2 separate regions of the Homo sapiens genome follow, and region 1 is linked to region 2. A link is an interaction called in ENCODE POLR2A ChIA-PET data of the cell type or tissue named here. Cell type or tissue: Panc1. All regions are shown on one strand. Each heading gives the region's core, and the rest is flanking DNA. Links, peaks and the distances in the headings are about the cores only. Region 1 holds the start of TBCEL-TECTA (TBCEL-TECTA readthrough). Region 2 overlaps GRIK4 (glutamate ionotropic receptor kainate type subunit 4).

Region 1 (17,240 bases), core at 4,701-12,700, 62 kb before region 2:
GATCTAATTTACGATGTATACAATCTTCATTTATCTTTTTCTTGGAATCCTTTATCAATGTTCATGAGGAAAATCATCACTAATGAGGGACTAATAGAGCCAATATTTAAATTTCAACCTCCAAAGGGCATTTGCCTTTACAAAACTTATGCCTTGTTATTAATGCCTATGAGAAAATATGATCCTCACAATTCTCATATAATAAAAGTTTTAATAGTTTAGACTTGTTTTCAACATTTTAAGAGTTGCAATTCTTTCCTAAAATTATTTCCTTCAATTTACCTATGAATAACATGATTATAAATATAATAAAGGTATTCCCAAAAGTCTTTTTATTGACATAATGGCATCTATCAGAAGACTTAGTATTACAAAGATTCATAGCATTATTCTCTTAAAATAAAATGCTATAAAGATATGTGTAAATATGACAGAGAGGGGAAAGTGCTAATGCTAAGTTTCCTAAAAAACTACCTCTCTCCCAGTATTTCATAGGTTGAGTCTCATTCTTCACAAATTCCCTATCTACAAATTTCCCTACTTGCCAAAAGGTACTTGTTACAACAAAATCAATACTTGCAGCATTTTTGTGGTCATTTGCAGATAAGCACAAAGTGACAAAAAATTTGAGTTGTTCAACGGGTATGTTCCCTGCTGAGGTAGAACAAGGTGGCACTACGCCTTCTTGTTTCAGCTCTCAAAATATAAACAAGTGTCCTTTCCATGATCTATCTAGTGCCATGCTTTTCATATTTTTGTGCTTTTTGTTGGTGACTTCACTATTTAAGTGGTCCCCAAGGGTAGTGTTGAAATGCCATCTAGTGTTTCTAAAGCATGAAGCACGAGGAAGCTGCAATATGCCTTATGGAGAAAATGCACAATTAGATCACTTTATTCAGGTATGAATTTAGGGCTGTTTGCAGTTAATTCAATGTTAACGAATCAATGATACATATTAAATGTCTTTAAACAGAAACTAATATAAAACAAAATTATCTATTTATCACTTGACAAAAATGTTATGATCAGAGGCTCGCAGGAACCTAATCCTATATTTCCCCTAGGAGTAACAATTTCCATATTCATTAATTCACTGTTCATGGCAACTTCACATAAAAGTACTGTAAATAACAAGAATCAACTGTATTCTGTTAAACAACCCTGGGGAAGAAAAATAGACCAATGAAACAGAGAACAGAGCCCAGAAACATGCCCATGTAAATATGGCAGGGAAGCAGCACAGAGATCACTAGAAAAACATTAAGCTATTCAATAATTGGTGCTAGGACAGTGAATAACAATCTGGGAAAAGATGAAATTGAATCCTTACCAAAAAATTCACCTCCACATAAAATATGAAAGCAAACTTTATCTCCTTGAGAAAAAAATAAGTTATTTCTTCTAATAGGAAAAGAACTTTATGATCTTGATTTAGGGAAATATTTCATAAAGAAAACATTTTTAAAATCCATAAAAATAAAGTTAAGCAGCCAAATGAAAACTTGGCCAGTCATGGTGGCTTACATCTGTAATTCCAGGACTTTGGGAGGCCAAGGCAGAAGGATCGCTTGAGCCCAGGAGTTCAGGACCAGCCTGGGCAACATAGCAAGACCCCATCTCCACAAAAAAATCAGTCGGGCATGGTGGCATGTGCCTGTAGTCCCAGATACTTGGGAGGTTGAGGTGGGAGGATCACTTGGGCCCAGGAGGTGAAGGTTGCAGTGAGCAGAGATCATACCACTGCACTCGAGCCTGGCAACAGAGCAAGACCCCGTCTCAAAAAAAAAAAAAAAAAAAAAGAAAGAAAAAAGAAATACTTTCAATCATCAAAAGACATTAAAAACATGAAAAGACAAGCCAAAAACTGGAAAAAAGATACTTGCAACACGTGTAACTAATACAGAGAACTCTTAAAAACAGTAAGAAGGAGGAAGACAACCTAATAGGAAAATGGACAAAAGACATAAACAAGTACTTACTAAAAGATAAAATTAAAATGTTTAACATATGTAAAAGATGCTCACGTTCAATAATTTTCAGAGACAAAAATTAAAATCTCAATGAGATACCATTTTATGCAAATCAGCAAAACTTAAAAACTCTGACAATACCAAGTGTTGGAGAAAATGCAGAAGAACAGAAACTGGCAATGTAGCCAGTGGGAGTATCAACTGGTACAAACACCTTGGAAAATAATTTATTACTGTCTAGTAAAGTTGAAGACGCACATACTCTATGATCTAGCAATTCCACTTCTCAGTATAAACTCTACAGGAACTTGTAGTGTGCACCAGGAAATAAGTAAAAGAATGTCCGTAACAACAGCATTGCTTAAAACTGCAAAAATCCTGGGAGGATTGCGGTGGGGGGGAATGCAGTGTGGAGAAGCCCTTATATCTAAGAACAGGCAATTGGGTAAATTACAATATATTCATAAAATAAAATGTTACACAGCAATGGAAATTAACAATTGGTAGTTCATTATGCCTACTTCCTCATCAACATGAATGGCTTTTGAAAAACAGTGTTGATTTGTTCACACAGGGCAGAAAAATAAAACAATGCTGAATGGGTAAAAAAAAAAAAAAATCACAAGAATATATACAGTATAATTCCATTTATACAAAATTTTAAAACATGGAAATTAGCCATCTTATCATTTAAGGTTGCGTACATATATGGCAAAAACTGTAAAGAAAAGGCAGAGAAAAAAACACAAAATTCAGAATAGTGGTATCCTTAGTGGATAGTATGATCAGGAAGGCAAAAACAGAACTCTGAATTCCCTCTCCAAATCTGCTCCTCTTCCACTCATTCCCATCTTGGAAGTTATATTTGACTTTTCTCTTCTTCTCATACCCCTGTGTAACTAATCAGCAAGACCTATCAATACCACATCCAAAATATCCCAATTTTGCCCAATTTTGTCCATCTCTATTACTTTATTCTTGTTCAAGCCATCATCAACTTCTCACCAGGACCTCTGCATTAGCCTCCGCCCTGGTCCCTCTTGACTCTTATACAAATCATTCTCCACAAAGCAGCCAAGTGATCTTTTCAAAATTTAAGTCAAATCATGTCCTTTACACTCTCCAATGGCTCCCCTTCACATGCAGAATAAAATCCAATCTCTTCATCATGGTCGCCAAGGATTCATTTAATCTGATCACTGCTTACATCTCTAACCTCATTTCCTCCCACTCCTTTCCTGGCCCACTACTCAGCCTCCGTGGTTTTCTATTTCTCAGACTTGCCAAGCTGATTTCCCCCTACAGCCTTTGCATTTGCAGGATTGCCCTTTTCCTGTCTCTTGGCAGAGCTGCTTCATCTCAGTGTTTAAGTCTCAAATTTAAACACAAATGTCACCCTCTCAAAGAGGCTGCTTCTGACCACCCCATCAAAAATAGCACTACTGCCACCATCACTCATAGTCACTTCACCCTCTGTCATTCTTTATAGCACTTATCATAATCCGTTAGTTCAGTGTTTGTTCTCCAGCAGAAGATAGGTCCCACACAAGCAGGGATTTGTCAGTCCAGTTCAGTTTTGTGCAGAGCAGTGCCTGGCATATGATTAAAAAATATTCATTGGATAAATGGAAAAGTGAATTTCATTATCAATAGACATGAAGCAACACCTTCTGACAGTGAAATGAAAATGAAGCTCACCAATGGCAGAATGAGAAGAAAAATTTTGAAAATCACCGGAAACGCATTATTCCAAGAACAGTTTTAAATAACTTTTCACAATAGTACTTGTTATGGATCACATTCCTAAGAATGATTAGTGATTAATCAAAGTTTCACACAGTTTTAAGATCCTGAATTTGGGAAATGGGCTACCTGTTTAAATTTCATTTTTAGAAGAGCACTGTGATTAAAAGCATGGTCTTCAGTTAGTTCTGAGTTCACTTATGACTACTGTGTAATTTGAACAAGTTACTTACCTATCTCTATGCCTGCTTCCTCACTTGTAAAATGAAGCTATTAATAGCCATTTCACAGTTATTGTGAAGACTACATGAAATAAAGTTTTTGAAGCATCTAGTTAAGTACCTGGCATGAAGTAAGTGGTCAATAAACTAGTTATTATTGTGAAAGCTGAGACGTCCAGACAAATGGAGGAGCTGATATGAGTCAAATAAACAAACATCCTCCCCTTTTGGCAGAGGTGGGAATACATGCCAGGATTAAATCGTTTTTCCCTCCAAAAAGACAAATGTACACAAAGGTAATATATAAGAAGCATGGACAAAGGACTTTGAGAACACTGAGGGAGTGACTGTCTTCACTAAGGAGGTCAGTCACATGTAAAACTGAGTTTTACAAGACAGCAGCAGAAATGTACTAGATGAAAAGAAGGGGAAAGCATCTGCACAAACACAAATGAGTGAGAAATGCAAAATAAAGTGAGAAATGTAGTGTAGTTGGTGTAGAGTATAGAGTATATGTGGGAAGACGGCTAGAAAATAAAGAATTGGTAGGGCCAGATGGTAAGGGGCTAAGGTCCACCATTCAAAAGTTTGCACTTTATTCTTCCATCAGTGGGGAGATGAAGGGGAAAAATCCTAACATGCTAATTTGATACCAATTCTTCTAAAGAAGGCGGAAACACCTTTATGACTTTAAACACCACATAGGGCCACAATCTGTTAATGTAAAATAGAAAATATTTTAAGCCTTAGTTCTTAAAACCATATGAGCAATTTGTTTGTTAACAATGACTGATCTGGAACCTCTCTTCATGATGTTTTATTATTACTGCGGTGACCACTGTTGTGCTAGGCATCATCATGACAGCAGATAAAATCTATTGTAAGTTTATTATGTGTTGTGTACTGTGTTGTTTTATATGTATTATCTCACTTAGTTATCACAACACTTTTATAAGGGGTACTATTATCCCATTTTGCAGATCAGAAAACTGAAGCAGAGAGGTTACGGGCCCAGAGCTAGTGACAGAGCCAGGACTCAAATCTAGGCTGACTTCAAGGCCCTAAAATTAAACCAGTTTGCTGAATTATGATATTGCTCAGTTCATTAACATCACTTGCTGAAAAGTTATTTGAGTACCTACTGTAATTTAAAGCATCAGGCTAGGTCAGTGACTTTTAACTTTTACTGTATGGAAGAATCATCCAGACAGCTTGATAAAATGCAGATTCCTAGATTCCACCAGAGATTCTGATTCAGTAAGTCTAGGTCAGAATTCAGGGATCTGCTTTATTTTATTTTATTTTATTTATTTATTTATTTTTTTAAACAGTGCCTCACTCTTCTTGCCCAGGCTGGAGTGCAATGGTGTAATCATAGCTCACTGAAGCCTCAACCTCTGAGGCTCGTGATCCTCTGGCCTCAGCCTCTCAAGTAGCTGGGACTACAGGCATATACCACTATGCCTGGCTAATTTTTTAATTTTTCATAGAGATGGGTCTCCCTACGTTGCCCAGGTTGGCTTTGACTCCTGGATTCAAGCGATCCTCCTACCTCGGCCTCCCAAAGTGCTGGGATTACAGGTGTGAGCCACAATGCCTTGCCGGATCTGCATTTTTAACCATACGTTCAGTCAATTCTGATCTACTTGGTCTATGAACTACGCCCTGGTAGACCCTGTGCTAGATGTCCTAGTTTTTCATGGATATTTGAGCCTCCTGTTCACCACGCATTTATAATCTAAAAGGGATAAAAATAAGGTGCACAAATAATACAAAGCAATATAGCAAAGGCAGTACAGACAACATAAGCAACAAAGACTTCAAAGAAGAGGGGTCATCTGAAATGAAATGAGAGTGAGTAGGATTTCATGAAGAAAGGGAACATTTTATATGCAGACTTTCAGGGATAATTTTACACACAAAGGAAGGTACATGAGCAGAGGCCTTGGCAGGTAGAGGAACTGCATTTAGGAGTGTAATGATGATGCCAGAAAAAAAGTAGAGGAAGTCTGTAGAAGGCCCTAAATATCAAGCTAAACACCATGGGCTTTATTCAGTGCCTGTACTGGAAAGCAGCTAATGGTTTTTGAGGAGGGAAATGAAATAATCATAGCAATATCCTTTGGAAGAGTTCTCTCATGAAGCTATGCAAGCAAAAGACAATGGGAACAGTCCAGTTATTACCATTCTAATTCCAAAGAAGTAAGTCAGAATGGGTAGCATGAAAAAGGGAGGAATAGTAAATCTCAATAACTAATCACGTGTAGGAGAAAGGCAACAATCGCAAATAAGGATTCCTTCACCCTTTAAGCCCAAATTGTATCACTATCAGTTTCACATTACTTCTTATACAGCTAACCAGGCCCAAAATATATAAAGAGTTCACTTATTTAAAACACAGCCCAGGACTAAGTAAACTGGTCTCTAAGTAGCCAACATACATGTCACACAGTTCACACACTAAGAAAAGGAAAAAAAAGTATTATATAACAAATATAAATATCTGATTTTCAAAACCATAGTAGTTTGGAGGCAAAAATTAGAAGGAGAAAAGAGCCTGCTACAGGTGGACAGGCTTAAGAGTCTAAGGATCAGAGAAGAAACAAAAACTATTAAAAAGCACACACAATCACTCAGGGTCACTTCTCCGTAACTGTTTATTGACAAGTACATATGATTCCCAGAAAAATGAAATAAATAAGAATCTTCCTTAATGTTCCAGGCACCTACAAAACAAAATCTTCTTTAAACATTCATTAAAGCTAAATATTTTAAAACAAATATTTCCCTGATTAAGAGGTCATTTTTAAAGGATGGCTGATATATGCCAGCATAACGCCTCTATCAGTACCTAATAAATAATTAAAGGCAAGAAAGATTTATAACACACAAAGTTCAAAGATGATAGAATGTTTTCGTAAAGCATTTGATCAAGAATGTGGCCCCACTGATGAAGTTTTAACTTGGGTACTTCTGTCCTGATGACCGTGTCTTTGAATTCTATGTTACAAATAATACGAACTCATCCTCAAAAAAAGAAACGCTATTAAACTGGTCTTAAATACATACCCTGTGTACCTACTGAAATTAGACAACATCCTTTGACACTCAATGTCCTGCAGCAATAGGCTATGTAACAACTTTTCAAAGGACTTTAACATTACAACATTTAACATTACATGAAGGACTCTCACTTTGTTCACCAACAGTCATTAATGTTTATTATGAATTAATACTATTTTTCTAAGGACCCCACCTAAAATTTTTGTAAGGGGAATTAAGATGTTAACTGATTGAAAGTTATACTTAGGTTTATGATTAAGTTTATATACCAAAGCCGTAGACTGTAAGGCTTTTAAATATGTCTATGGCTTTGGTATATATTTTATCGTGTATTTTTCATATATTTTTCATCATGTAGCAAAAAGTATATCATAATAATTACTGCAGTAAGAAGAATTTGGGATGTTTTTAAATAGCAGAAAAGAAAATCAGTGTATCTTCACAACATTGGAACAGTAAAATAAAATTTCTTTAACTATGTTGTGATAAAGCAACTAAGTGGAACTAGGCCTCTCATATTTCTCAGACACAGCAAAGGATAAAGGAAACTAAAACACACACGCATACAAAAAATTTCATCAATCAAATGATCAGGCAACATCAAGATATTAAAGATCAAGATTATGGTCCTTCAGAAAACACAGGTCAAATATGCTACGTGGTATAAACATCTAAACCGAAGCAATCAATTGCACCTAGCTGCCCTCCTCCCTCTCCCCCGGCCAAAATAAAATAAAAAAAAAAAAAATCCATCTCCTTAGAATCATCCCTGCTCTTTAGAAGCTTACAGAATGAGGACACTGATTGACACCAAATAAATGTGCTTCAGAAACAGTGTTTTTCAAACTGCAAGTTGTGACCCACAAATCATCAATTTAGTAAATGTCAGCCAGCATTTTTTTTAATGCAAGAGGGTGGAATATAATAGAAATTAGCAGAACATATCACATATAATAAGGGTAAATACTGCTTTGTGAAAGTTTCCCTTCATACCTACGTATGTACTAGATCTGAATGTAAGACATACTTATTACTGTGGGGCATAATTTTTTTTTTTTTAAGTTTGAAAGCTACCACCCTAGAGATCTGGGTCTAATGCATCTCAGGACCCAAAGAGTGAATGTTTTCCTTAGTCCTCAGCACCTATTCATACTCTTTGCTCAAGATAGACTACTGGAAACGTAAGAGCTCCACAGCAGCATGACATGAACAAGGGACAAGCCCCAGCTCAGCCTGTATTTGGACTTGAAAGCATTACCAACTTCTCTCAACAGCCCTAGGCGTTGCCTACAAGCTCTTTGTAGCCTAGCAACCTTCACAGTAGAGCTCCTCCTTTCTCCACTGACTGTATACAGTTCAACACTTCCAACCAACTTTCCTCAACTACAACTTCTGGAATCACTGTGTCCCAAGAAAAGACTATTAAATCTCCTCTCTTCACCAATTCCCAGAATGTCTTCCTACTAGCGGACCTAGAACTCAACAGAGAAGCTCCACACAGATCCTTACTTCCCCCAAGATCCCACGACAAGGCACCCGCCTGTCAGTCCAACACCCTCGTTCTCAGTCTCCCAACCTTGGGGCAAATCTTTTCTCCCAAAAGCCCTTATTCAATTACCACATCCACATCCTTTTATCAGCCCCTGGTAAGAGCAGGCCTAATGTCCCAAGGGCCTAGACATGCCCGTCCTTCCCCCAGCAAACCTCCCTGGGGACATGTCCTCTTTTCTGGGATTCAGTAGTTCAGAGACAAGTTTCCTATTTCCCCAGCAGTCCCAGACACGTCTCCCTCTTCTAACAGCTGGGAGGCATCTACCCATCCCCCACGCTGGGGCAAGGTGAGACGCCTAGATTCTCCCAGGAACCCGGGCAGGCTCCCCAACACGCCCTCCTCCAACCCGGGACCAGTCCCCCAGCCCAGCCCAGCCCAGCCCAGCCCAAGACCCTCCCAGCTCCGCCATAGCCCAGGCCAGGCAGGCCCCATCCTCCCTCTAGCCCCAGGGCAGGTCTCCCATCCCCACAGCTGCTCGAGACAGGCCCCATGTGGCTTTCACCCTTCCCCGAGTGTCCTATCCCAGCACCCTGCAGGAGCGACCCTCCGCGCCTCGGCTCCAGAGGGGAACGCCTCGGGCCTCGAGAGCCCGGCAGAGCCAGCGGGCCCGGCTCCACTCACCCCTCAGCCCGGGAGGCGGGGGAGCTACTGCGGCGGCTCCTCTGGCTGCGCCTCTCCTCCCCCCTCCCGGCCACCGCTGTCGCCGCCGCTCAGCCTCGGGCCTGGTCCCGGCCAGCCCCGGCCCGGCGCCGCTTCACCTAGTCCCCCACTCTGGCCGCCGGAGCCCAGTGTCCTGCATTGACCCGGAAGCAGCTTTCCCGGCCCAACAACAACACGTGACCCCGCCGCACGTGTCACGTCCGCTGCGTGAATGGGAGGGGGCGCCGGAGGAGCGGGTCCTCCCCAACCGCGCTGGGGTTGCCATGGCGACGGGGATGGCTGCACTGGCTTAGGCTTTACCACAAACACCTCATCTGCTCTTTCTCGTGCCCACCCATTGAGTGGACAATCCCCAGGGGCAGAACAGGAGTACACATTGTCATATCAGAGGACAATAGGGGCTGCAGAAAAGAGCATTGGGCTGAACCTTTCCAGAAACACTTGGAATCTTGGCCTGGCTCTGTTACTGATTTGCTGTGTGACCTTGACCAAGTCTCTTCCTATCTCTGGCTTCAGTGTCCTCAACCATAAAATGAGGGAACTATACTAGATGAGCCCTCAGGGTATGGTGGCAGTCTGACCTTTCTTCTGTGCCCCCTTCACAAGTGGCATCCCGAGCTTCCAACACCAATGTAGTAACAGCAGCTTTCATTTATTGAGCACTTTCTAGGTACAGGCACTGCGCATGTGCTATTTTTAATTTTTACAGCCCTCCAAAGAGATGGTATTTATAGAATTGAAAACAAGTTCAGAGTGCTTAAGTGATCTGCCCAAGACCACCCAGTTAGTAAATGTGACCAGGGTGAGATTTGAATCCAGGTCAGGCTGGCACCAGGGTCCATGCACTTCACTTTATGCCACGCTATTGCTCCAACTCCATGCATAGTATTACTATATCTGACTGTTGAGCTGTGATTGCTTATGTACTCCTTCGTCCATTTCTTTTGCAGAAACATACATGGAATAGGCGTGGTGCTGGCTCAACCCCAAGTGAATTCAGCCTTGTATGGGAATGTCCCCTGAAGTGCTAGGAGATGAAGATGTCTTTGTGCATAAAGTGTATGTGCTTCTGTGTGGTGTGTGCCAGAAAAGACGTGGGGGATGTAATGTGCATGTGCATGTCTGCATTGGTTTCTAGAAGGGGGAAACAAAATTATTTAGGACAGACCCAATAGCACCTTACCATCATCAGTTCCTGGAGACTTATTTTTGTCATTCTGTTTTGTTTTCTCATATCCCATAGGTAGGGTTAGACAGGGTAGAGAGGAAAAAAAAAAGCCAGAAGGTCATGGGTAAAGAAACTGCTCTGAGTATAAAGGGGATGATTAGCCAAGAATTGTATCTTAGGTTGCTCAGGAAGGGGCTTTACTCCCCCTTCCACAGAGAACAGAGTGCCTTTCTTGGCAATTTAAGAATTACTGGCTTTCAGAGCACTGAGATCATTAGCATTGTGTCCGGAATTGGTGGGTTCTTGGTCTCACTGACTTCAAGAATGAAGCCGCGGACCCTCGCGGTGAATGCTACAGCTCTTAAGGTGGCGCGTCTGGAGTTTCTTCCTTCTGATGTTCGGATGCGTCCGGAGTTTCTTCCTTCTGGTGGGTTAGTGGTCTCGCTGGCTCCGGAGTGAAGCTGCAGACCTTCGCGGTGAGTGTTACAGCTCATAAAAGCAGTGTGGACCCAAAGAGTGAGCAGTACTAAGATTTATTGAAAAGAGCAAAAGAACAAAGCTTCCACAGTGTGGAAAGGGACCCGAGCGGGTTGCCACTGCTGGCTCGGGCAGCCTGCTTTTATTCTCTTATCTGGCCCCACCCGCATCCTGCTGATTGGTAGAGCCGAGTGGTCTGTTTTGACAGGGCGCTGATTGGTGCATTTACAATCCCTGAGCTAGACAAAAGGTTCTCCACCTCCCCACCAGATTAGCTAGATACAGAGTGTCCACACAAAGGTTCTCCAAGTCCCCACCAGAGTAGCTAGATACAGAGTGTCCATTGGTGCATTCACAAATCCTGAGCTAGACACAGGGTGCTGATTGGTGTGTTTGCAAACCTTGAGCTAGATACAGAGTGCCGATTGGTGTATTTACAATCCCTGAGCTAGACATAAAAGTTGTACACGTCCCTACCAGACTCAAGAGCCCAACTGGCTTCACCCAGTGGATCCCGCACCGGGGCTGCAGGTGGAGCTGCCTGCCAGTCCCGCGCCGTGCGCCCGCACTCCTCAGCCCTTGGGTGGTGGAAGTGACTGGGCGCCGTGGAGCAGGGGGCGGCGCTCATCGGGGAGGCTCGGGTCGCACGGGAGCCCATGGAGGGGGTGGGAGGCTCAGGCACGGCGGGCTGCAGGTCCCGAGCCCTGCCCCGCGGGAAGGCAGCTAAGGCCCGGTGAGAACTCGAGCGCAGCGCCGGTGGGCTGGCACTGCCGGGGGACCCAGTACACCCTCTGCAGCCGCTGGCCCGGGTGCTAAGCCCCTCATTGCCAGGGGCCGGCAGGGTCGGCCGGCTGCTCCGAGTGCGCGGCCCGCCAAGCCCACGCCCACCCGGAACTCCAGCTGGCCCGCAAGCGCCGCGTGCAGCCCCAGTTCCAGCTCGCGCCTCTCCCTCCACACCTCCCTGCAAGCTGAGGGAGCCGGCTCCGGCCTTGGCCAGCCCAGAAAGGGGCTCCCACAGTGCAGCGGTGGGCTGAAGGGCTCCTCAAGTGCCGCCAAAGTGGGAGCCCAGGCAGAGGAGGCGCCAAGAGCGAGCGAGGGCTGTGAGGACTGCCAGCACGCTGTCACCACTGCCAGCACGCTGTCACCTCTCAGCATGGCCACAGTCAAAAGTAGCCTCAGTGGTGAGGACCATGAGAAGAGCGGAGTAAAATGTACAAGGTGGATGCTGCATGGATACTCTGTTGACAGACTTACTTCTGAGCTCAGGTACCTTTGGGGACACCCAGAAACGCTTAAGAGGCTAGTTGCCCTGTGAGCAACTAGGAAAAAAGCAAGAAATATGGGTCATTACTGTTAACAAATACTATGTGCAACGTATATAAATACATATATGAGTATTGTATGTGGCTGGGTGTGGTCGATTATACACTTCTTTGTATCTCTGAGATATCCTCCAGTCATTTTTCTGCTTCTTTTCCCATCTTTCCCCTTATAGATGAAACTTCTAAAGACAAGATCAATGTCTCTACCCACCTCCCATCTTTCTCCCCAAGACAGCCAGAATTATCTTTCTAAAACTTACATCTGTAATCTCAGCACTTTGGGAGGCTAAGGCAGATGGATCAAGAGGTCAGGAGTTTGAGACCAGCCTGGACAATATGGTGAAAGCCCGTCTCTACTAAAAATGCAAAAATTAGCTGGGTGTGGTGGTGCAAGCCTGTAATCCCAGCTACTCGGGAGGCTGAGGCAGGAGAATCGCTTGAACCCAGGAGGCGGAGGTTGCAGTGAGCCGAGGTTGTGCCACTGCACTCCAGCCTGGGTGACAGAGCGAGACTCTGTATCAAAAAAACAAACAAACAAACAAACAAAAACACATATGTGATTGTGTTATTCTCTGGAACTTAAAACCCTTTCAGGATTCTCTGTGGGTCTCAAGATAACGTCTATTATTATTAATGTACTTCTCAAAATTTTTCCAGATCTGGACCCTGCTGACTTTTCCAGCCTCATTTATCACTGCTATTTGCTCTTCTGTATCTGCTCTGTTCAATCTGGTCGCCACTAGCCACATGTGGCTATTTAAATTGAAATTAATTAAAATTAAGTTAAATTCGAGTTTCATTTCCTCAGTCACTTGACACTAGTTACATTTCAAGTGCTCAATCACCATATGTGGCTAGTGGCTATCATATTGGACCGGGCAGATACAGAATATTTTCATCATCACAGAAAGTTCTATTGAACTGCACTGCTCTATACTCACAAACCTTCCTGTATGATATATTCTATAGGAATTCCCTCCACAAAGCCATTTACTTCAAATGTTCTTCTTTCACTTCCTTGAGACAGAAAATTATACATAATAGCTTATTTCCTTGTTGTTTCTTTGGCGAGCATGTAAGCCTCAATGAAGGCAGGAGTAGGTCTATCATGTTCACTATTGATTCCGCATTATTTCTAAAGGGCTATCATATAGGAAAAGGAGAGAATGGACGTTGAACTAAACTGAGAGAAAATAACAGGCAGATTTGTGGCCATTTTATTAGATATTATTATTATTAATTATCATTTTAGACAGGGGCTCTCTCTGTCGCCCAGGCTGGAGTGCACTGGCACAATCATAGCTCACTGCAGTCTCAAACTCCTGGGCTAAAGTGATCCCTGCTTCTCAAGTCTCCCAAGTAGCTGTGACTACAGGTTTGTGCCACCATGCCTCCCTAACTTTTTTTTTCTTTCTAGAGATGGGATGTCACCATGTTGCCCAGGCTGGTCTTGAGCTCCTGGCCTCAAGCGATCCTTCCACCTTGACCTTCCAAAGTGCTGGGATTACAGGCATGAGTCACCAAGCCCAGCCAAAAAAATATTCATAATTCGATCACTTTGACTTACAAAGGGCAATTTCATACAGTGCAACCTAATAATAAGGAAGAACTTCGGGAGAATTGGAGCTGCTTTAGTCAGTTCTAGTTAATTCTCTGCCATTGGAATAGGTTGAGCAAAGGCAGAATCTGTTAAAACAATATGTGAACAATTCCTGGATCAGAAGATTCGAAGTCTTCTAAGATTCTCAGTCTATGTTTCTCCTACTGGATCTTTAATTCAGAGTCGAATATGCCATAACAAAAATCATAGCTACTTTCTAAGGTTTTACTATGCCAGACGCTGCTTGAGACATTTTATGTAGATTACTGTTTTTCCCTCAGTCTTCACAATGATCTTATGAAGTATGCTTAATGCTATCAGATTTACCAACTAAGACTGAGGTTGTCATACACCCAGCAACATACAACTAGTAAAAGGCAGAGTCCATATTCACATTAGGTCAGTCTGAAATCAGCATTTTAGTTCACAATGACCCTGTATTATGAGATATAGTTCTGTCATGAAGTTTCAGCCAGATATTTATTTGCATGTCATTTTAATTTAACAATTGCTTATTTTGTAAGAGTTTTGTTCCTTGTACTTAGCTAGGTGGTTTGGGGAAAACAAAGACAAATAAGGCATGGTCTCTACAATGTAATTGGAATGGTAACAGTGATACATGGCAACTTACGGGATGTTATTTTTTAAAAGGAGATAAGGGAATTATCTTCACAGCTGAAGGCTCTTCCCAAGTAGACAAGAGGATAAGGACATAATTATATGAGAATTTAATGTGAACAACAGCAGTGCACAGATGGGAACACAGGGGAAGGGAAAAGCAGCTGCTTCACTTGAAAGAATAATGGCTGGTTTGGTGACTGTGTCTTTAATACCATTCCTGGTTTTTCCACTAACCAGCTCTGCCTCTTAGACTGTTTCTGCCTGGAGCATTATCTACCAAATAACAGAGATTGGATAAACTATCATGGCAAACCACCTGAAATTATATATATTGTGTATATTACACATGTATGCATTTTTAAAAGGAAGTGTCCCAGATTTCATCAGATGCATGCACACACACACACACACACACACAAATTCTAAGTCAAAAAAATGTAGAATGGATGACCCCTTTAAATTTTGCAATTCTCAGATTCTATATTTTATTTTTGTCAACATTATTGACATATTTGTCAGGAGCTGTACTGTCATGCCAAGCCTAGTGACCAAGCAAAGGACAAAGATTTTTAAAATTTTAAACTGGGGAGTCATACCTAGAATTATTTAGAAAGAATCAGTATTTCCTTACTGGGCAGAATATGGTCTTTAAAAAACAACTCTTAATTTGTTTTTTTGCAATTTGCAATAGACCAGCCACAAAAAGCTTAATTTTCAAGAAGACCTTACATTAATTAAAATCACTTGCAACAAATTGCTAGAAGTCTCACTAACCTCTCATAATTTTTTTATTGTGAAGAATAACATACAGAAAAGTGCACATAGTGTACATAAATGCACAGCTCAATGAGTTCTCACAGGTAAGCATGTAACAACCTCCCATTTAAGTCATAGAACATTGCCAATTTCCCAAAGACTTCCCCCAGTACCTACACTCACAATTCTCCCCAAGTTAATTAACTGCTATTCTGACTTCTAATAGTGTAGCTTATTTTTCCCCATTTTTAAATAAATGAAATCAAACGAGATGATTTCTTTCACTTAATATTATGAGAGTCATCTATTTTGGTCCATGTAGCTATAGTTTATTCACTTTTGTTGCTACATGTATCTTATATTATAGTAACACTCTATTTATTTATCCATTCCACCACTGGACATTTGTGTTGTCTCCAGGTTTTGGTTATTATGCATAACACTGCTATGAACATTCTTGTGCTTGTCATTTAGGGCACATATAAACATTTCTGTTGGGAATATACCCAAGAGTAAAATTGGTAAATCCTAGCTTTAGATCAGCGTTGTCCAAAAGAAATATAGTACAAGTCAAGTCAGATATGTAGTTTAACTTTTTCTAGTGGCCACATTAAAAATATTTTTTAAAGTTAAATTAATATTAATCATGTATTTTATTAACCCAGTATATCCAAAATGTTATTTAGATATTTTGTTATTGTTTTCATATTAAATTCTCAAAATTCCATGTATAATCTACACTTAGAGCAATTTAGTCTAGCCACATTTCAAATGTTCCAGAACCAAAGGTGATTACTAACTACCATATTACCATATCTGCTATTATTTGGTTTCATTTACTGTTATTTTTCTAATTTTCTTATTTTCTAAAAAGTCTTTAAAGCGGTACATCTCTAAGTACAGCATTAGTTGTGAGTCACAGTTTTGATATGTACATTTTCATTATCATTCCACTTTAAACATTTTCTGATTTTTTTTAATTCATTGATGTGATGGATAACATTAATTGAGTTTTTAGTATTGAATCAGGCTTGCAAACCTGAAATATATCCCATTTGGTGTAGTATATAATTCTTTCTGTACATTGTTGGATTTGATTTTCTAATATTTTGTTGATGACTTTTGCATATATGTTCATGAGAGATATTGCTCTATGGTTTTCTTTTCTTGTAATGTCCTTGTGTTGTTTTGGTATTAGGGTAATGCTGGCCTCATAAAATGAGGTAGAAAGTACTCACCTGTTTCTATTGTCTTAAAAGATTATAGATAATTGGTGTAATTTCTTCCTTAAACATTTGGTGGAATTCATCAATGGACCCATGCTGGCTTAGGTGCTTTATGTTTTAGAAGGATATTAATTATTGATTTAATTTGTTTAAGAGATATAGGCCTATGCAGATTGTCTTCTTCTTGTATGAGCTTTGGTTGATTGTGTCTTTCAAGAAATCGTTCCATTTTTTTCTAGCTTATCAAATTTATGGGCACAGAGTTGTTCATAATATTCATTTACTATCCTTTTCATGTCTTTGGGATCTGTAGTGATGTTTCTCTTTCATTTCTGATATTAGTAATTTGTGTCTTCTCTCTTTTTGTCTTAGCCTGGCTAGAGGCTTATTGATTTTATTAATCTTTTCAAAGAACCATCTTTTGAGTTTATTGATTTATCTCTACCGATTTGTTTCAGATTTCATTGATTTCTGCTCTAATTTTTATTTATTTCTTTAGTTTGGATTTAACTTGCCCTTATTTTTCTAGTTCCCTAATATGAAAGCTTAGATTATTGATTTTATATGTTTCTTACTTTCTAATATATGCATTCAAGTTTCTAAATTTTTCTCTAGGCACTACTTTTGCTACACCCTACAAATTTGGACGTTGTATTTTCATTTTCATTTAGTTCAAAATATTTTCACTTGTGATTTCTTCTTTGGCTCATGAATTAGTTAGAAATATAGTTAATTCCTATAATTTTATGTTACTTCAACATCCATTTAAATATAAATTTAGCTTTCTCATACCAGATATCAGAAGCAGGACATAGTCACCTTTGACACACTTTCCAGTTGTCCACTTCCTTACAGTTCCTT
Region 2 (8,000 bases), core at 1-8,000:
GACTGGCAGGTCCAGCCCATGGCCAAACACCCCAAGATGGGTCAAGAAACGGCTTTCCAGGCAGTTGTGCCATCCACTTCCCCAGCCGGGCACCATCACTTTCTAAATTAAAAAGATGGTCTATCCAAGTTAAACAACCTGCCCACCGACACACAGGACGCTGGCTGCAAAGCATCCCATCCACCTCCAGGAAGCCAAAGTTTGTGTTTCTGTGACACAAACCTTTTAGTCAGGTGTGTCCAATTTCTACTTTATTTAAATTAATTTCTCACAGCCAGGCACGGTGGCTCACGCCTGTAATCCCAGCACTTTGGGAGGCTGAGATGGGCGGATCACTTGAGGCAAGAAATTCAAGACCAGCCTGGCCAATATGGTGAAACCCCATCTCTACTAAAAATACAAGAATTAGCTGGGTGTGATGGTGCGCACCTGTAGCCCCAGCTGCTCAGGAGGCTGAGACAGAAGAATTGCTTGAACCTGGGAGACGGAGGTGCAGTGAGCTGAGATTGCACCACTACACTCCAGCCTCGGCAACAGAATGTGAGGACTCCGTTTCAAAAATAAATAAATTAATTAATTTCTTAGGCACTTGTAACTCTCACTACATTACACCTGACAACTGTTTATCCAGAGAAGTCACCAATCAATGAGAGAAGAGCCACCCCAGAGTGTGAGAATCAGGTCACCAGGTGTTCCTCACTCTCAGCACTGCCTGCTGAGTGCACGAGAACCCACTGGCCTGTCCATCACCCTGTTTCTCCCAGTCCTCCTTCCCTCCTCAAAAGAAGGTTTTTTTCTGTTCAGTACCATTCTTTTTAATTTTTCTAACGCGATTTTGTCAAGGAGCTTTGGTTCTAGAATTTAGATTTCATTACAAAAACAGGCTTAAGTGAAACCACGGAAAGCTCAATGTCCCAGCACAGGCTGGGACATTATTAAGAAAAAGCTGCCAAGAGGCTGGAAAACAACTAAGCTGCCCAGTTTCCTTGCTCAAACTCCATGAAGGCTGGATGTGGACAGATGCCCCAGAGGAGAAAGGCTACCATGAAGGATCAGGCAGAAGCTTGGAACAAACAGATGAGTGCTTTTCAAATTTTCAAGTGCATTGCAATCACCTGGGGATTTCGCTGAACTGCAGAATCTGATTCAGTAGGCCTGGGGTGGGGCCTGACAGTCTGCATTTCCAACAAGCCCCAAGGTGATGTCCATGCTGCTGGGTCGTGGACCACACTTTAAGAGGCAAGGAACTAGAACATCTCCCAGATCTCTTCCAACTGTGACAGTCCACAGCTCCACAGTAGAACCTTCCCTACTATAGACACAACTATGCTTGGACGCCCAAACCCCAAGCCTGCAGCACTGGATGTGTGTCAGTGATTTGGGCAACCACCAGCAGAGCTTCATGTAGAGTAAGTACTTATTACACATCTTACACATTGTTGGACCCGAACCCCAAGCCTGCAGCACTGAACGTGTGCAAGTGATATGGGCAAACACCAGCAGAGCTTCAAGTACAGTAAGTACTTATTACACATCTGCCGTGAATGGACACATGAACGAGTTGTCTAACAGATGTTGTTAGGTGGTGAGACTAATGAACATTTCAGGTTTAGAGAGAACTGTCTAGCCCAGCAAAGCATTTCAAGCAGTTTCAAGGCATGTTCAACCCAACCTCAGAACACACCAGGGGCCACATGAAAGGCTTATTCTGCTTACTCCTTGGTTACCTACTTAGTTCCTAAGCCACCTGATTAATTTTCCATCTTGTTCCTTGTTCTGTCTCGCTTAATTTTCCTGGGTCTAACCACATTGCTTATTCCATAGTTAGGCTCTTACATTCCACTTAAGAATGATATACATGCTTGTATCTCCTGGGCATACTCCCAGCTGGACCTAAATCCTGACTCATCAATGAACTGTGTAATGTTCTTTCCAGCCTCATGTGGGAAGCTGGGCTAGCTCAGAGTAGACCTTCCCACCTATCCTGTCCTTTCTAGCTGATAGGACCCATTGGCAATATGGTCTGGTAAATGAATTACTGGACTGGAGACAAGCATCCTAGGCTCACACCCAGCTTCTCTACCTATTCTGTGACCTTGGACAAGTAATCTATCTGCTCTGAATCTGAGTTCTGTCCTCTATAGGATGGGAATAACCACATCTATCTTGCAGGGGGGACTATTAAGTGAGAGAACATGTGAAAACAGTGTCATGTCAGATATAGAGCAAATGAATTTCCTTCCATTTTTCCTTGGTTATTGATGAAAATTTCTAGAGTTGTGGTCTATCTTACCCCAACTCTCCATAGTTTTGTTCCATGAAAACTTTGGAAGCATTTGAAATTTAGTTCAAATTGCTAGAGTATCATCAATGTGTGCCTTAAGTTCATTTTGCAGTTCACGCTACCATCTTGAAACAAAATGTCAGCGAGTATATCTCTCAAAGGTGTCCATAATCTGTATTATTAGTGGACACCAATGACATATAATAGCATATAGAGGGTGTGCAGGTTTCTGAGTACCCAGAGTGAAGCCTCCAGTTCACAGTTCACAGAACTCCTAGTGCCATAATTTACAGAGTTCAGAGATGAACCATATTATTACCTATGTTCATTTTCTTTGTTTCTGATCAGAATTTAAGTCATTTGCTTTTGTCAAGTAGTGGTGGCTCACGCCTGTAATCCCAGCACTTTGGGAGGCTGAGGTGGGTGGATCACCTGAGGTCAGGAGTTCAAGACCAGCCTGGCCAACATGGTGAAACCCCGTCTCTACCAAAAATACAAAAATTAGCTGGGTGTGGTAGTGCACGTCTGTAGTCCCAGCTACTCGGGAGGCTGAGGTATGAGAATCACTTGAAGTGGGAGGCGGAGGTTGCAGTGAGCCTAGATAGTGCCACTGCACTCCAGCCTGGGCTACAGAGTGAGGCTCCATCTCAAAAATAAATAAAAATAAATAAATAAATAAATAAATAAATAAAAACATAGGAAACCATGGAAGAAATGAGAAGGACACTAATATACCCCAAGGTAGGCTCAGTGTGAGACACTGAGGTAAGGCACCTAACTAGATTATCAGGTTTAATCCTCCCAACCCCATAATGTAGGTATTAGAAACCTAATTTTATGAATTAGATAACTGAGGCTAAAGAATGCATCTAAGGTACCACAGCCAGTGACCAGAACACATCCCGGGGTCTGCCTGACTCCCAGCCCGTGCTCGTTACACTCCACAGGTGTGAGTGAATCCTGCAATTTACAGAGTTTTGAGCTAAGGTAAAGATCAACAGCAGGGATGTGTACTGTAACTACAAAGATGAGCATACCGTATACCAATTTTCTCCCAGAGTCTGATGGCCTCGATTCCTGCTTCTTCCCCTGTTGCCTTGTACAAGAACACCCTCATACCAGCACAACCCTCTACAGCACGGGCTCTCTATGGTGTGTGTGTGAAGGGGCAAGTGTGCATGTCAGAAGCGGCTGGAGGAACATTCAGATCCCCTTCACAATCACCACAGCAGCTAAACATGTTCTCTCCTCATCTTCTTGGGGAGGTTCTGTTAGCAGGGGAAGGCCCAAAGTCCAAAGTGTGAATGTCCTTTTAAAAAGCACAGCTAGGACACCTTTCTGGAAGCCAAACGTCTCTATCCTCCTATTAATACAACAAGACGGGCTGACAGTCAGCAGGCTGAACACCAGAGCCTTACTGCCCCTTCTCCATGACCCACACCGACCTACCATAGATGGATCAGTGAAATCCACAAATAATTTGAAAGCATTCCATCTAATCATGGCCGTCTCCTTTAGAAGTAAACTTTTCACTGGCAACGCTAACAAATAGCAAAATTAACTGATTCAAATTTTACCATCTCATCCTTCTTCCCACTGCTAGTAGAGATAGCAATCAACAGAGAAATGGCCAAGGAGAAGCAAGCCAGAAAAGGAACAAAAGGCCTAAATACACACCAAAGACATTAACATGCCCTTTAATAATTACTATTAGCCCTTTAAATTAGTCAATTAATCAATCAGTAACTAATCAACTAGCTCTTTAATAATTAAGGATTGAGCACTGGTCGTTGATTAAAGGAAATATGTGTGTTTGCTTTAAAAAAAAAAAAAAAACTTTAGAATGCCCACGTAAAGTCACTGTTAAACTGGTTCTAACAACAGGGGGTACTGGATTCAATGCTGTATTCAGTGGTTTGAGCTACCCTGACCCTGTCTGGACAAAGCTACCCAAAGAGGCTGTTCCTCTCCCGCATACCGACTGGCATGCCAATCCCATAGCCCTTGGTGTCCAGCAGGCCCCCAATCTGAGTGAGGTTGCAGTTTCGCTGCCGATAGTACTCGTTCATGGTGGATTCCAGGAGGAAGGCGTAGTTGGAATTCAACACCCTGGCGATTCCCTCCTCTGTGCTCTTCACGAACACGCTGGGCTGCTTGGAATACATGTAATTCCACATGCGTTGGTAGGTCTGGTAGCGGGAATTCTGGGAAAAGAACAAAAGGAAGCAGGATTGGGAAAAGAGGAAGGAAACGTTGGCTTAAAAAGAGAGGGAATCAAAGTGCACCTTAAGATGCCGGCCCTTCTGCTTCTCCACCCGCTGATCACAGTCAAGAACCTTTTCCCTTTCTGTCTCTCAACACAAGATGTTCACTGTCACTGTGTAATGGCAGAGGAGGGAGTTGTGCCTTTGATACCTTTTATAGAAAGATGAGGAAGCAACAGCGCACTAAGGTCCTGATTTGGTCATTGGTTTTGCCTCATCTACCCTCAAGAGCTCTTCTACTGCCAACCTCCATTTTCCGGTAGAACTGAAATTCTGGCTGGGTACCTTCATTGTCCCTCAATTTGGGGCAGTGAACTTAGGTTCATTTAGGACTAGGTTCATTTAGGACTATACAGAGATACCCTTTGAAGAAGCAGTTTCCTATTTTCCATCCACCCTAAACCAATTGATCAATCACATATCCAATGCTGGCTGCTGTTTTACAAATAATAACAAGTCAGAGAACTCTGGGGGTCTATCCAAACTCTGTGTTTGCATGATGACTTCACTGTTGTCTGTGCCAGTAGGCACGGAGACTTGCCTGGAAAACAGAAAGCTGAAGGCATTGGACTTGTTTCATGGGAAAATGAACTTCTTGGATATTAGGTTGGTTAGACACCTTTTAACCCCAGGGGAAACCTGCTTTCCAAGAGAGCTTGAGGCATATGAAAACCACTATTCCATCTGGTCTGGCTGTCAGTCTTGGCGATCAATCAGTTTGCTTGACAGCGAACACATCGCTGTGGCAGGGCTTTCTCCTGAGCCTTGCAAGGGAAACTCAAAGAAGCCAACAGGGTCCCTATCTGATACCTATCAAGTCTGGAATCAGTGAAGCCAGTTCGTCTTAAGCTGGTGTTCCTCAAACTTCAGTCATTCATGTATGAATCTTGCTCTGTCTAAATACTACCTATACGATTTAAATCACTTTAAAAATGTAAATGTATGCATTAACCCCATTCTATGCAGTAATATAAATAAAACAACAGGTTTGATTCACTGCATATATATACTTTTTTTCTAATGGCCATTAATATAAACATGAAACTATGGCAACTAAAAAACAGTTCCACCACATCAGACCTAAAATCATCTCAAGTACCACCACTCTGGCACCGGCTGATATTAACGCAAAGTTCTTTTGGGACCTCATTCCAGGAGTATTTTGTGGAGCAGCAGATAAATGAGCCCCATGTGGACCTCCAAACTATATGTTCAAAAGAGATAATGAGATGCGGAGAGATGTTTTTATCTCCAGCAGAGAAACATCTCAACTTTATTCTGCCCAATTCCCGATGCTGGTGAGCAACCAAATGGGGTTTACTTGGAAGAAGGTCATGCTGGAGCCTCCGTGAATTGTGCCATATTCAATGGCGGTCTGGTCAGCCAGGTCATCCACTGACTCAATGGGCACATCCATGCGCTGCACGGTCAGGAAGGCTGCCAGGTTGGCCGTGTAGGATGAGATGATGATCAGCGTGAATGCCCACCTATGTAGGAAAAGACGAGGAAGTCATCATTGCCCGGGCACTCCCTGGAGTCTTGGCCCCTGACCCCAGTCCTGCTGTGACATGGGAGAGACCAGGCATCTTTCTTATGAAAGAGCTTTCAGCTTAGTGGGGGAAGAGAAAGGAGGCAGGGCATATGATGTCAACAGAAATGAATCGCGTTTGTGAGCACTGCCTGGAAGAAGACAGTTGATTTGTTTTTCTTATTTCCTAAAGGAGATGATTATTGGGTTATTATTCAAAAGAGGTGTAGTCCATGCACATGAGACAGTTTTGGAGACTGTGAGAAATGAGCTAGTGAATGAGCTGCGGGTGCCAGCTCCAAGGGCTCTGTTCAGAGCTAGAGCAGGAGGGCTTCCTCACCTCCTCGTGCTGAAGCCAACCTTCAAATGTGCATCGCCAGGCAGTGAGCAGCTACCACGAGCTACATCCACTATCTCACTTAATCCCTAGAGCTCACGGAAGCAAAATTCTTATCCCAATTTTACAGGTGAGGAAATTGAGGCTCAGAGAAGTGAAGCAACCTGCCAAGTAACACAGTGATACATTCTTTGTTTTTTTTTGAGACGGAGTCTTGCTCTGTTGCCAGGCTGGAGTGCAGTGGCACAATCTCTGCTCTCTGCAACCTCCACCTCGTGGATTCAAGTGATTCTCCTGCCTCGGCCTCCTGAGTAGCTGAAACTATAGGCATGCACCACCATGCCCAGCAAATTTTTGTATTCTTAGTAGAGACGGGGTTTCACTGTGTTGGCCAGGATGGTCTCTATCTCTTGACCTTGTGATCCACCCGCCTTGGCCTCCCAAAGTGCTGGGATTACAGGCGTGAGCCACCACACCTGGCCGATAAATTCTTTTTTTTTTGGAGACAGGGTCTTGCTCTGTCATCCAGGCTGGAATGCAGTGGCTTAATCAGGGCTCAATGCAACCTAGAACTCCCGGGCTCAAGTGGTCTTCCTGCCTCAGCCTCCCCAGGTACTGGGATTATAGGTGTGAGCCCCTGTGCCAGCTGATAAATTTGTATTTTAAAACCAGTTCTGTAAATTGTAACAACAGAACATCTTTAATAAAGACTACCTGGCGAAAAGCACTTTTGAACTGCTGAAAGGCTGGAATTAGAAAATACTCTTACAATGGTCATGCTATTTCAAATTAGAAGATTGTTTTACTGAGTAGACAGAACTCATTTGAAATTAGAATAATTTTGCAGCTCAGGCAGCATATATGCTAAGTCCATTAAAAACTGTGTGTTCATTTTAGTAGGTTAAACAAGCCTTCTCCCATCTGGTCAACAGTATGGATCTACATCCCAATCCCAAGGGGCTCAAAGATAGATCTAAGCACAGTTTGGGATGGAGAATCACAAATTCTGAATCAGTGGAGCCTGAGTTCATGGGGCTTTATCCATCATAGAGACACTGACGATGAATGCATAGTGATTAACACACAGAACTTGGCAACTTGCCACTGCTGTGTAGATTTTCAAGAGCAGCAGGTCCCATTGCCCCTTTTGCCATTGTGACCAAGAACACTTGCTGGCTGCCTCCCCAGGAGTGAAGCAACAGGGGCATCCTCTGACTCAGTGGGCATGTCTACATGGCAGACCACCATGAGCGAGCTGGGTTTTGGTTCTGGCTGTGTTCCACTGTGAGAATGTGGGGGAAAACCACTCGCCTTCTCTGAGCTCATTTACTTGTCTAATAAATATATGGGGATAATCATGCCTGCTCTGCCTATTGCTGGAGAGTTGTGAGATAAAATGAAGTAATATGTCATGAGTGATCAGCAATCTGTAAAGGACTAGAGGGATGTGAGATATAGAGAAATGTATAGAGAGACCATCAGACTGAATATGGGATGAAAATCACCTGGCTGCCTCCTTCTGCCTTCCCTATCTGTGACCTGTAAGTAGCAGGTATCCCTCCATGCCCAAGGTCTGCTCTCCCTGCT

What was found. Peaks named below come from ENCODE experiments on the same cell type or tissue, not always from the same donor. Only the 100,000 strongest peaks of a DNase experiment are listed, where the experiment ranks them.
Region 1: POLR2A ChIA-PET joins it to region 2 with 10 read pairs; 3 of 35 experiments call an interaction of 5 or more read pairs at or near these places.

The regions. Positions count from the first base shown.
Region 1 is chr11:121,016,222-121,033,461 of GRCh38, reverse strand. TBCEL-TECTA (TBCEL-TECTA readthrough) reads right to left here and starts at 9,360. Exons shown (of 30, transcript NM_001378761.1): 1 at 9,171-9,360. It overlaps TBCEL (tubulin folding cofactor E like), which reads right to left and starts at 9,360. Exons shown (of 9, transcript NM_001363644.2): 1 at 9,171-9,360. RefSeq lists silencers at 9,107-9,376, 9,397-9,546. In Panc1, for the core only: no CTCF peak of the experiment used is centred there; a DNase peak (open chromatin) is centred at 9,491; H3K4me3 peaks cover 1,914 bases; H3K27ac peaks cover 1,880 bases.
Region 2 is chr11:120,958,944-120,966,943 of GRCh38, reverse strand. It overlaps GRIK4 (glutamate ionotropic receptor kainate type subunit 4), which reads right to left. Exons shown (of 21, transcript NM_014619.5): 17 at 5,870-6,035; 18 at 4,263-4,488. Among named protein-coding and RNA genes, the nearest start is that of TBCEL, 61 kb to the left of the region's middle. In Panc1, for the core only: no CTCF peak of the experiment used is centred there; no DNase peak of the experiment used is centred there; H3K27me3 peaks cover 3,473 bases.